2 separate regions of the Homo sapiens genome follow, and region 2 is linked to region 1. A link is a contact called in ENCODE Hi-C or POLR2A ChIA-PET data. All regions are on one chromosome and are shown on one strand. The core of a region is the stretch at or near the end of the contact, and the rest is flanking DNA. Distances in the headings are between cores, read along the strand shown. Region 1 has its middle 22 kb from the start of WWC1. Region 2 overlaps WWC1 (WW and C2 domain containing 1).

Evidence for each region. A loop is a pair of places that touch in the nucleus more often than their neighbours do. ChIA-PET counts read pairs that join two places held with the same protein, here RNA polymerase II (POLR2A). Pooled maps may share reads with other maps.
Region 2: a loop to region 1 is called in a map of PC-9, with 6 times the contacts of the local background. The contact joins two enhancer-like sites. A Hi-C loop is called at or near these places in 6 of 168 maps with a recorded cell type or tissue (Caco-2, Calu3, MCF 10A and 3 more) and 5 of 50 pooled maps. POLR2A ChIA-PET finds 5 or more read pairs at or near these places in 2 of 52 experiments (Caco-2 and MCF 10A).

What each region holds. Positions count from the first base shown.
Region 1 is chr5:168,266,224-168,272,470 of GRCh38, reverse strand. No RefSeq gene overlaps it. Among named protein-coding and RNA genes, the nearest start is that of WWC1, 22 kb to the left of the region's middle. Within about 2 kb of position 3,015, at least 5 of the 41 ENCODE cell types and tissues checked have a DNase peak (open chromatin) inside an H3K27ac peak, as active enhancers do; they include PC-9 and thyroid gland, where a contact is called at or near this core.
Region 2 is chr5:168,361,872-168,368,118 of GRCh38, reverse strand. All of the region lies in intron 1 of WWC1 (WW and C2 domain containing 1), which reads right to left. Among named protein-coding and RNA genes, the nearest start is that of WWC1, 73 kb to the right of the region's middle. RefSeq lists an enhancer at 2,467-3,000. Within about 2 kb of position 2,443, at least 13 of the 41 ENCODE cell types and tissues checked have a DNase peak (open chromatin) inside an H3K27ac peak, as active enhancers do; they include PC-9 and thyroid gland, where a contact is called at or near this core.

The sequences.
Region 1 (6,247 bases), core at 1,766-4,265:
AGAAACCTGGTACTAGGCACATAGGATGGTCCCATGGGCAGAACCACCTCTGCAGAAAGTGAAGGGAAGTCATGCTCCCCATGTGTGGAGTGAGGGAGTGGGGATCCAGAGTGAAGGAGCAGCAGACTTCTAGCCCCGCACAGACCAGACCATTCTTCCCAGGGGACAGGCTCTCCAGGCTGGTGTTGCTTGGTGGCTTCCCACATTCCCAGAAGAAGGGAAAGGCCATGGTATCCTCAGGGCGGGTAGCTGAGAAACCCTGCGGAGCCGGGTGACTTTTGGCTGTTCAGATTCAATCTAGATCCTCCCAATGCACTATTTGTGCACCCATCCAAGTGCTTTCCACCAAATCCCCATCAAAGCGGAGCTAACTGCCCTTCCCCAGTGTCCTTGCCATACCATAGCAACTTCTCTTCCCAGCACTTCCACATTATTATTATTTTTTGAGACAGAGTTTCGCTCTTGTTGCCCAGGCTGGAGTGCAATGGTGCGATCTCGGCTCACCACAACCTCTGCCTCCTGGGTTCAAGTGATTCTCCTGCCTCAGCCTCCCGAGTAGCTAGGATTACAGGCATGTGCCACCATGCCCGGCTAATTTTGTATTTTTAGTAGAGACGGAGTTTCTCCATGTTGGTCAGGCTGGTCTCGAACTCCCGACCTCAGGTGATCCACCCACCTTGGCCTCCCAAAGTGCTGGGATTACAGGAGTGAGCCACTGCGCCCAGCCACTTCCACATTATTATTATTGTTATTATATTATTTTGAGATGGAGTCTTCCTCTGTTGCCCAGGCTGGAGTGCAGTGGCACAATCTCAGCTCACTGCAACCTCCTCCTCCCAGGTTTAAGTGATTCTCCTGCCTCAGTCCCCAGAGTAGTTGGGGTTACAGGTCCCTACCACCGCACCCGGCTAATTTTTTTTTGTATTTTTAGTAGAGACGGGGTTTAACCATGTTGGCCATAGTTGGCCAGGCTGGTCTCGAACTCCTGACCCAAAGTGATCCGCCCACCTCGGCCTCCCAAAGTGCTGGGATTAAGGCGTGAGCCACCGCGCCCAGCCCACTTCCACATTATATTGCGTATTCGCTTCTTGGTGTTTCCCATTAGACTCCTCCTGGATGGCTGCGTTTCATTCATCCCTCTGTCCCCAGCACCTGGTTTGTCCATTGAGCACCTACGGCATGTCAGGCACTATTTGTGGACAGAATGGACAGATACCCTCATGATTTCAGTAGATGTTGGCAATTAACACGTTTTCGTCTAGGCAGTTATTTTCCTTGTAAGAGCCACTCCTTTCCCGCTCTTTATGGCCCCGGAAAGGCTGATGGGGTTTGGGCAAATTCATGGTCTTCTGTTGATAGAGGGAGGGTCTCTTTGACATTCCCATGGGTGCTGCAAGGATATAGGTTTGGGCCTGTTGGCAACCATCTTTCCTACATATGGAATAAATCACTGTGAAGATAAGGCCACATCCCAAGGGCAGTGGCATTGAGAGGTGGAGCAAAGACAGTACCTTGTGAGCATCTTTGCGCCCTTGGATCTGACCAAATTTGAAGCCAGTCCTGCCTTTGGATATTCTGGTTTTTGCTTTGTGTTAGGGTTCTGTCACTTACCCCTGCACCTCTCCTGATTAATACAGAGATGCTGCTTGGGGGCAGAAGCCAGCTTGTGTTCACTTTCTCCATCTTCATTGCAGCATTCTACGTAATAGATGTTTCCTAAATGTTCACTGGTTGACTAATAGCTAGTGGGGCAGATTCCTTCTGGCCAAAGGCTCTAGCCTGAGAACAAAATCTATATGTATGTGGCCGAGATAAGACCAAGATAAGGGATTGTTGAGGGAGTGGCCTGGGAATGGAAACAGCCAGAGAGCTGACTGAGAACCGAAGATTCCCAGCCACCTGGGAGGGGCCTGTTCCTGATCTGTGGTGTGTCCTCTCTAAGGCTCAATTTTCACACTGTTTCACAGAGTGGCTGGGAAGTTCAAATAACAGCAATTAATTTGGATAGAAGCGTTTTATGAATGCATGAGTGTAAGGACATCCCTTTTACTGCCCCTGGAATTGGGCTCAGTTCAGGGACACTGATCATCTCTGGAAGAGTGGCTACTGGGTAGACTGTCCCTAAGAGGGTATAGGCTTTGCTTCTTCTGTCCTCTCTTCCCTGGAGCCTTCTAGAAGAGCAAGTCCCCAGGGCTTTACGCAGCTCTTGAAGTGGGAGGATGGGGTGGGTGGAGCTCCTTACTCTTGAACAGGTCAAGCTTCAGGCTGGGATCACACTTCAGCTCTCACTGAAGGCTGAGAATAAGAAAAGTTAGTTGCCAATCAGTAGACATCCCCTTGAGGGAGGCTGAGTGTTTACAACAGCAACCCTGCCAGATGGCAGTATCATCTCCACTACACAGGGGAGGAAACCCAGGCTTCGGAGGTTAGATAAGAAGCCCAGGCTTAGCTAGAAAGGTGTGGTTGGGAGTGAAAGTGAAGGATTTTTTTTGTTTGTTTTGCTTTTTTTTTTAATCTAAAGACGATAACCCCCAAATTCCACAATTTTCCTTTAATAATAGCTTACCATTTAATATGCATTTGTTAAATGCTGGGCCCTTGCCAAGGACTTTACATATATTGTTTTTATTAGGCTTTCCAAATAATCCCATACAGCAGTTATTTTTATCCCTATTTTACAAATGGGAAAGGTGAGGCTCAGGAAGTCCAGGTGGAAATGTACTCAGTGGGCAAATGGTGGAGGCAGGCTCGCAGTCCAGTCTGGCTGGTCCCAGGACTGGTCTTCTTTGGAATCTTTTTCCTGGAACCGATTCCACGGGCCTCTTTCAGGAGTCCAGGGCTCTCCTCGCAGTCTCTGGCTGCTCGGCGACTTCCCTAAATCCCTTTGAGGCGCCGGGCCCACCTCCAAGCAGATTTCATGGGAAAGGCTGCCACCTCGTGGCCAGATGGCAAACCCAACATTTGCCGGGAGGAGGCGAGGGCTGGTGAGGGAGGGGCTTTGTGGAGCAGCTGGTGCAGCCTTGCTTTCCGAGGGCGGCGTGCAGCCACAGTGCCCGCTGCGGGTGCTGGGGAATGGCGCCTTACAGGCTGCCCACCTGCCTCCTCAGGGTGGAAGGCGGGGCTTGGGTGTGAGCGTGCTGAATCAGAACTTTCCTGGAAAGTCGCCACTTGGTGTGGTCAGAGGATCACTGAAGTAAGTAAGTAATCAGAATATCCCTTCTCCCTAATTGTTTCACCTGGCTGGTCGTGGAGGAGGGAGAGGCGAAGGAGAAGGAATGGTGCATGCACTGGAGAGAGGATCCTTGGCCGGGATCTGTTCTCGGTGTTCCACCCCGTATAGACCCTGTCCCCAACTCTGGGCAAGTTACAGAACCTCGTCCTCATTTCCCAAATCTGAGCCGGTTTGAGGAGCGCTCCCTCTGTTCTGACCGCCCCAGCCTTCCTTCAAGCCCTCATCCAGACTGTTGCAGATTCTCCCGGGCTCTGGGCCTTCTGCCACTCTTCTCTCTCCACTTTGCAAACCCAAAGATTCCCTAATCGTGTTTCTCCCTATGTACAAGAGTCACACTGATGTCCCTCATGACCTGGCAGGAGAATACCCAGCTTCTTAGCCTGACTGTTATTCCTGCCTCCTTCCCTCCAACAAACCTCATCTCTGGCTGTGCCCTTCCCGCTGAGCTCCAATCCCCTGCTCCTCATTTCGGGCTGCAGGTGAAACTCACCTACCCACGATCAGACCTTTCTTCCAGAGGTCCTGATCTAATTGGCCTGGGACCCGTGTCTAGCGCGCTCGCCGGTGGTTCTAATCCTTAGCACCTGCCCCGGCCTCTCTGAACTTCTCACCTGTCTCTTTGCATATTTCTTCTCCTTCCTGCTACCCCCTCCTGCCTTGTCTGTCTTGCATTCTCTTACTTGCCAGTGCCCAGCTCAAATGCTTGTGGAGGCTGGGCACGGTGGCTCATGTCTGTAATCCCAGCACTTTGGGAGGCTGAGGCAGGTGGATCACCTGAGGTCAAGAGTTCGAGACCAGCCTGGCCAGCATGGTGAAACCCCATCTCTACTAAAAATACAAAAATTAGCCGGGCGTGGTGGTGGGCATCTGTAATCTTAGCTACTTGTGAGGCTGAGGCAGGAGAATCACTTGAACCTGGGAGGTGGAGGTTGCAGTGAGCCGAGATTGCACCATCGCACTCCAGCCTGGGCAACAGAGCAAGACTCTGTCTCAAAAAAAAAAAAAAAAAAAAAAACAACAAAACTTGTGGAGAGAACTCATACTCCTGTCCTCTGGACATCATGTGTTTGCTCATCACTTGTGTGCCAGCCCTGAGCCTACTGTGCTGTAGTGATTGATTGGCTTGTGAGTTTGTCTCACACTTTAGACCATGTTTTATTTATCTTTGTCTTCCCAGCTTCTGACAGTGCCAGGGACAAAATTGTGCTTGGTGACTCTGAAAGTAGAATGCCTGAACAGATGTCCCTTGTTCACATGGCTAGTCTTCACATGGCTGAGACCCTCCACTTTCCAGATGTCACCCTTTCTGAAAAGCCCTTGAAGCCATGAAGAAGGTCCACACACTGAAAGTACTTGTTCAAGTTACCCAGGCCCAGGAGAGGGGAGAAGCTGAGATTGCTCTTGAGGACATGAGATTTGAGGGAAGATCTTTCTCCATCTTCCCAGCTCCCGCATACAAATCTCTCCCCCTGTGAAAATTGTTATGCTTCAATTTCTACTCTTAGAAAAATCAGTGTTTGGAAGAAAGTTTCTAAAATAATAAAAATGAGGTTGGGCACGGTGACTCACGCCTGTAATCCCAGCACTTTGGGAGACCAAGGTGGGCAGATCACTTGAGGTTACGGGTTCGAGACCAGCCTGGCCAACATGGTGAAACCTTGTCTCTACTAAAATTACAAAAAATTAGCCGGGCATGGGGGCAGGCTCCTGTGGTCCCAGCTACTTGGGAGGCTGAGGCAGGAGAATTGCTTGAAACCATGAGGTGGAGGTTGCAGTGAGCCGAGACTACGCCATTGCACTCCAGCCTGGGGAATAAGAGTGAGATTCCGTTTCAAAAAAACAACAAAAAAAGAACATTTATTGAGTACCACATATCCATGATACAGGCAATATCTCATTTAATCATCAAAGCAGCCATCCTCATCCCTGACCAATGATGGACTATTATATAAGTGAGAAGCTTTTCTTCTGCTAACTTGAGTTTATCTCTTAACACAGCGTATGATATTTACCTTAATTAGCACATGTGACCTTCCCAAGTTTCCATGTTCGTTTAGTGAGTGGTAGAGTCAGGACTGGTTCCTAGGTGGTCTGACTTCAGAGTGCATGATCTTCACTAACCCATAGGCTGTACCGCCTTTCCAGAATTCTTTTTTTTTTTTTTTTTTTTCGAGATGGAGTCTCGCTGTGTCGCCCAGGCTGGAGTGCAGTGGCGCGAACTCGGCTGACTGCAAGCTCTGCCTCCTGGGTTCACGCCATTCTGCCACCTCAGCCTCCCGAGTAGCTGGGACTACAGGCCTCCGCCACCACGCCCGGCTAATTTTTTGTATTTTTAGTAGAGATGAGGTTTCACCATGTTAGCCAGGATGGTCTCGATCTCCTGACCTTGTTATCTGCCCGCCTCGGCCTCCCAAAGTGCTGGAATTACAGGCATGAGCCACTGCGCCCGGCCCGCCTTTCCAGAATTCTGTATCAGTCTGTCCTGGTCATGCAAGGACTGGCCCATGGAAAGGCGGGAAAGGATTTCTGCCCCGAGCCTGTTTCCTTCTCCCTTAATATGTGTTTGTGTAGTGTGTTATAAGAGCCTGGCCTAGGTGTAGCAGAAAACCCATGGATAATTGAAAGATGGTTAAACCAAAAGAGGAGAGTTTCAGGCCTGGGTGGCATTCTGGTGACATGTGGTTCCCTTTGTGACACACTATTTGCCCACCCTTTGGGTCTATCACCCTTTGGGTCTACCCAAGAGGCTGGATGGGGCAGAGAAGCCACAGGCCGAGTGAGATCCCCCGGCTTCTGGCCTGGTGTGAACTCCCTGTCCTGGTGGGCACTGCTGGCTGCATCTACTGCAGGAGGATAAAACACAGTGGCCAGTCCGCACGAAGCTCCCACCAAACCAAGATTTGAGCGGTCCTCATGACCCACTGGAAGCTGTTCTGTGAGATTTCTCCAAGTACTCCTGACACCAGCCAGATTAAACAAGGCAGGCAGCAGCTGGGCCCAAGCAACTCAAAGACA
Region 2 (6,247 bases), core at 1,194-3,693, 96 kb before region 1:
AACTCCGTCTCAAAAAAAAAAAAAAAAAGATGAAGTGTTCTTTATTTTGCTAACATGAAAGATGCTCTCAATATACTCTGAGAAAAACAACACTGTTCAAAGATAAAAGCTACAGGATACTGTTACAGTATGACATTTTGCCTGAAGAGAGTGTGTGTGTGTGTGTTAGTAAAGAAACTGGAAAGACACAGATTGAAACGCTATCTGAATATAGGGATTTCAGTGTAATTTTATTTCTTCTCTTTCTTTTTTTTTATTAATTTATTTGTTGTGTTCATATATTAATCATAACTAAAATGTTGAATAAGGGCTAACTCTAGGCCTAGAAAGCAAGCTGTGTATGTGACATTCCCTTTCCAGGTAGCAGGTGCTCTTACTCTGTTTTGCAAATAAGAAAACATGCTCGGCATCACACAGTTAGTAAACACCACAGGTATAACCTGAAGTTCCACTGCCAGATTCCAAAACTCGAGCTCTGCTAATAAAAATTAACAAGACTGGGCCAGGCGCAGTGGCTCATGCCTGTAATCCCAGCACTTTGGGAGGCCGAGGCGGGCGGATCACGAGGTCAGGAGATCGAGACCACGGTGAAACCCCTTCTCTACTAAAAATACAAAAAATTAGCCGGGCGCAGTGGCGGGCGCCTGTAGTCCCAGCTACTCGGGAGGCTGAGGCAGGAGAATGGCGTGAACCCGGGAGGCGGAGCTTGCAGTGAGCCGAGATCCCGCCACTGCACTCCAGCCTGGGGGACAGAGCAAGACTCCGTCTCAAAATAAATAAGTAAATAAATAAAAAATAACAAGACGAAGGGTGAGTCTCAGAACAATCTGGAACACAGAGCAAGCTGTGCTAGAGATACAGAAGGTGAAATGAGACAAGAGGGACATCTGAAGCAGGCAAAAGGCATGGGGGCTTTAGCATATTTGGGACCTTCAGTTATCTATGTGTTGGTGCAAGGATATTCAATAGACCTGGGAAATCCATGGCTGCTTAATAAAGAGGCAATTAAGTGTTTCAAAGTCGGCTGGGTGCAGTGGCTCACACCTGTAATCTCAGCATTTGGGAGGCTGAGGCGGGTGGATCACCCGAGGTCAGGAGTTCAAGACCAGCCTGGCAAACATGGTGAAACTCCATCTCTATTAAAAATACAAAAATTAGCTGGGCATGGTGGCAGGCACTTGTAATCCCAGCTACTCGGGAGGCTGAGCCAGGAGAATCGCTTGAACCTGGGAGGCGGAGGCTGCAGTGAGCTGAGATCACACCACTGCACTCCAGAGCAAGATTCCATCTCAAAAAAAAAAAAAAAAAAAAAAAAAGTGTTTCAAAGTCATTAATACAAATGATTTACTGAGCTTGCTGGGTGTGAGGATGGAGATGGGGTTAGGAGGACGGGACTGAAACCCCGAAAATGTGTCACTATCTGGAAAACCATTAACTCCACTGATTGTTCCAGCCTTACACGTTGAGATGTCAGAGCCAAATACATTTATTCGCTCCAAGCATCAGTAATGTGACAGACATGTGGATACCCTACCAGGACACAATGCTGATTCCACTTGCAGTGAACACAGACACTGTGCCCAAGAGAAATAAAGCAGAGGGAGGCAAGAGGACCCAAAGCTAGAAGGAGAGGGCAAAGGAGAGAGAAACACTTTGGGTTTGATATTCTCATTCCCCTTTGATGCGATCACAGGGGAAATGCCAGAGGGCTGACTGACTGATATCCTGACTCCCAGAGCTCTTCCATGGGAAACAAGGAAGTGCCTATGGAAGGCTATGCAACTTACAAGAAATCTGGACAGCAAGATTCTCTCCGGAACAAATGCCAAGAGGGAGATGAATTATTCAGTGTGTAGAGATGTGTCATTCAGGATGAAGAGATGTGTTTTTGGCTGCACAAAGATTTAAACAGACACACTCACACATACATACATGCACACACTCACTCTTCCTGGCAGTTAAGGAGAGGAATTGTCCATTTAAACCAGCCACCCCCCGTCCCCCAGGAACTGTGGGTGCTCCACTGGCCTGAAATGTTTCACCTTGGGCAAGTGCTAAGGATGCAACCTGGGAAGAAATGTCCACTTTCAGATGTGGCCAGGACTTGGGGGCCTGCCTGGAACTCCCAGCCCCCACCCTCGGGTGAAGCAATTCACCACCATCCAGCCTGGTTCAGTCGGTCCCTGCTTCCAGCCTCCACAACTCGGGCTGCCGAAAACCCCAATTGTGAAATCAAATGACCCAGATGCTGGAGGGGCAAGAAGGGAGGGTGCCAGACAAGAACGAGTTCTGCCTCTTCTTAATTACAAATCTCTAAAGGAGCACAAACATTCCTGAATGTTTCTCAACAGGCCCTCCTGGAAAAACGGCCAGATGTGTCGCTGTGGAGACAGGTAGGTTCTGCCAGGAGCACCCTACAAACAGCACACAGGCACACCTGTCGGGGAGAGCCACCCCGGGGGCTGGAAGCCTCCCTTACCCTCCTCTCAGGGGCAACCACCAGTGGGTAACTGGTAGTTACTTTCCTACGGGCTGTGAGGACATGAGACCACGGTGGGCATTCGGCATTCTGACAATGTGCCTTTTCTAAGGAGGCAGCTCAGAGGAGGAGAGGAAAGCCTTCTGCCAAGTTTAATACTGGGTGGTGATTCTCTCGGGACTGAAGAATGCATACCCTATCTTTCATGTTCCTAGTGTTTCCCAAGCAAGTCCCAGCTTCCCACAGTAACCTCTTTATTACCGTCCAGCAGGATGCTGGCCTGCTCTCTCTGAGGGCTGGCTGGGCGGGATCACTTTCTAAAGGGCCCTCCAGACTCCAAGCCAAGAACTGTCCAAACTTTCAGCCGAACCTCTCCTCCCCAGCCCAGGCACAATGGCCAGGCTGGTTCTTCCCGCCCTGGGCTGTTTCACACGCATAGTTCCCATAGCTAAGGTTGCACAATTCCTGATAATGCTCCTTCACCTGGGGCTGCTGCAGAACACCATTTCTAAGCAGTCCCTTCACCTTTAGCTCCGGGGAGGCCAGAATGAACAGGAAGAAAGGCAACGTTTGAAGTCCTTCTTCCTTTAATTCAGTTTGGTTCAGACTCTTTTACTCATTGTCTAACAAATCTGGGCATGATAAAAATAACCATCTCTCAAGTTTGTTAGGAGAGCTGAGCACATGACACACAGCAGAGCCTTCGTTAACACCAGCTACAGAGGAAAGAGACAGATAGGGCCCTGCCCTTACAGTCTAGAGGGCGAGATGCACCCCAGCCAGAAGCAAATCAAGAGGGCCATTTCAGAGAGATCCATGCTATTCAGGTGAAGTGGAGGCGGAGGTCAGCTTTGGCGGCTCTGGGGCCTGGGTATGCACTTTGGATTATTCCTCTGACCACTGCCCTTGTGTTGAGCTGGAGGGTGACCCAGAGACACTCTCTGCCTCACCCTCCACTCTCATCCTTCCACCCTCATTTCAATCAATCCACCAAGCAACAAGCATTTATCAAGTGAGTATGGCACTCCAGGCCCATGCTAGGCACTACGAGGGCTCAGACGCTTGAAGAAGCCATGTTTCTGCTTCCAGGGGCAGAGGGTCTGGCCGGGGAACAAGACTCACACTCCAAACAGGCAGGGAGTCATCCCCACAACATTCCATGGGAGTGTATGTGGCTGTAACGCTACCCGCGGCCTGAGCCACAGGTAATTAGAGGATGCAGGGATATTTAATAAGGTGCTACGTCAGCAGTATAGACGCGAAAGGCCAACGGGCCATGGGCAGGGAGAGAATGCAGCAATGGGGTGTAGTCAGGGAGGGCTGGGGAGGGGAGGAGGAAAGAGCTGTGGTCAGCTCCATGGTTAAGGAGGAGGCAGGGTAGATGTTACCCACAAAGGCTCAGGAATGGGATGCGAGGCTGAAACCCAGGCTCCACCTCTTCCAGAACTGTAGGTGGGTTATGTAACCTGCTTGAGAGGAGTTTTCTTCTCTGTGAAACTTACACAGGAAGGCCCACTCTCATAAGGGTGTTGTGGGGATTAAATGAGATAACCTATACAGTATCTAGTGCCGGGACTGGCACAAGACAAGCCCTTGATAAATGTGGGTTGCAAACATAATCAGAGAGTTCTGCGCGTTGTGAAGAATCACATCACCCTTTATCTCAAATCCTTAACACGTGAGCTATCATCACCACCATCACCACACCCACCATTATCAGTCTTCACCCTAAGAGATACACGGTGGTGGTTAAAACTCACAAGTCTGGAGTCAGCCATCTGGGTCCCAATGCAGGCACTGTCACTCATTAGCTCTGTCCCCTTGGGCATGAACTCTAACCTGTGTGGCTTTGTTTCCTCATCCATAAGATGGGGGTGCTCAAAGTCACCGCTGCGTTAAAATGGGCTGTGCTGACCACATGGCATTCAGGGTTCAATCTACATTGGCTGTTAGGATGAGTTAGGTTTTATACCCCGATTTTCATGATGGGGAAACTGAAGCAAAATAATTGTCCTGGCTTGCACAGCTAATAAACCTTGCACTGTATTCTATCACCTCCCTTCCTGGAGGAGCTGGGACTGCTTAAACCATCTTTTTTTTTTTTTTTTTTTTTTTGAGACAGAGTCTGGCTCTGTCACCCAGGCTGGAGTACAGTGGCGTGATCTAAGCTCACTGCAATCTCTACCTCCCAGGGTTCAAGTGATTTTCCTGCCTCAGCCTCCTGAGTAGCTGGGACTACAGGTGCCCGCCACCATGCCGGGCTAATTTTTGTACTTTTAGTAGAGGCGGGATTTCCCCATGTTTGTCAGTCTGGTCTCAAACTCCTGACCTCAAGTGATCCTCCTGCCTCGGCCTCCCAAAATTCTGGGATTACAGGTGTGAGCCACCACACCTGGCTTCCTCTCTCTTTTTAGAAAGTTAAATGGGAGAAGGTAGGAGACAGTAGCTGAATTGGATTTGGTTCTCAAAATCTGCTCTCTGAAGGAGGAGGCATTTATACCTGGAATTCCCAAGTTCTTCTTCTCGTAAACACTTCCCTTCCTCTTGTTCTCTACCCTCCGAACACCTGTCTCAAAATTCTGGCTTTTCCACCCTTAGATCTCCTTGTTTCCCTACTCTGTTTGGGCTGGCTTACCCAGAAGTTTTCTTGGCCTAGTTATTCCCATCCTAAAATTCTTTTATAGAAAAAAGAAGAGGAGGGAGGGCTGGAGGGGAGATTCCAGACGGTTCCTCCACCCCAAACCCTCCCTACCTTCAGACTAGGCCCCCACAAACCAGTGGCTCACCTCCCCACTGCCAAATCTTGGATTCTGTCTTCCCTCTGCCCTGCTGGGTTGGTGAGATCACACACCTGTGCCCTTTGGGTCCATCCCCTTCCTTCACCTCCATCTTGAGTCTCTATGCTTATCTGTTCCCACTCACTGACATGGGGTGAATCCAGGCTGCTAATCCCCTCTGTGTGCTGCCTGTTGGGTTTAAGATTTCAGTTCTGAGAACCAAATCATGGATTAGAGTAGGTAAAGCCAACGGACAACCTGAGGGCCAAATTCAGCCTGAAGATATGTTTGTTGATCTACTACAGTGCTATATTTTAAAAACGGACTTAGCACACCTTTGGGGACAGGCACTGTCTGGATGCACTTTGTCCCCATTGCTTTCTAATGTGTCACTCCTGCCTCTTGGTTAAGAGCAGAGGGCTCTGGAGCCAGACTCACTGGCTTTGAATCCAGGCTCTGTCATTTTCTAGCTGTGTGACCTTGGACAAGATATGTAAACTCTATGTGGCTCAGTTGTCACATTTGCAAAACAGGAAAAATAAGAACACATATACTGAGCACTCACTATGCACCAGCAACTGTTCCAAGCAGTTAATGTATTTATATATTTACTCAGCTGGCCTTCACAACAGCCCTTTCAGGCAGGTACCATTCAGACCTGCCCCACAGTGCTCCTTGAAGCTTACATGAGATAATGCATGAAACAGCACATGAGTACACAGTGAGTGCTTGATAAATGTGAGTGATTCGTTTTTCATTTATTTATTTATTTATCTTTTGAGATGGAGTTTCACTCTTGTTGCCCAGGCTGGAGAGCATTGGCACGGTCTAGGCTCACTGCAACCTCTGCCTCCCGGGTTCAAGCGATTCTCCTGCCTCAGCCTCCCAAGTAGCTGGGACCACAGGCGCCTGCCACCATGCCCGGCTAATTTTTTCTATTTTTAGTAGAGATGGGGTTTCACCATGTTGGCCAGGCTGGTCTCAAACTCCT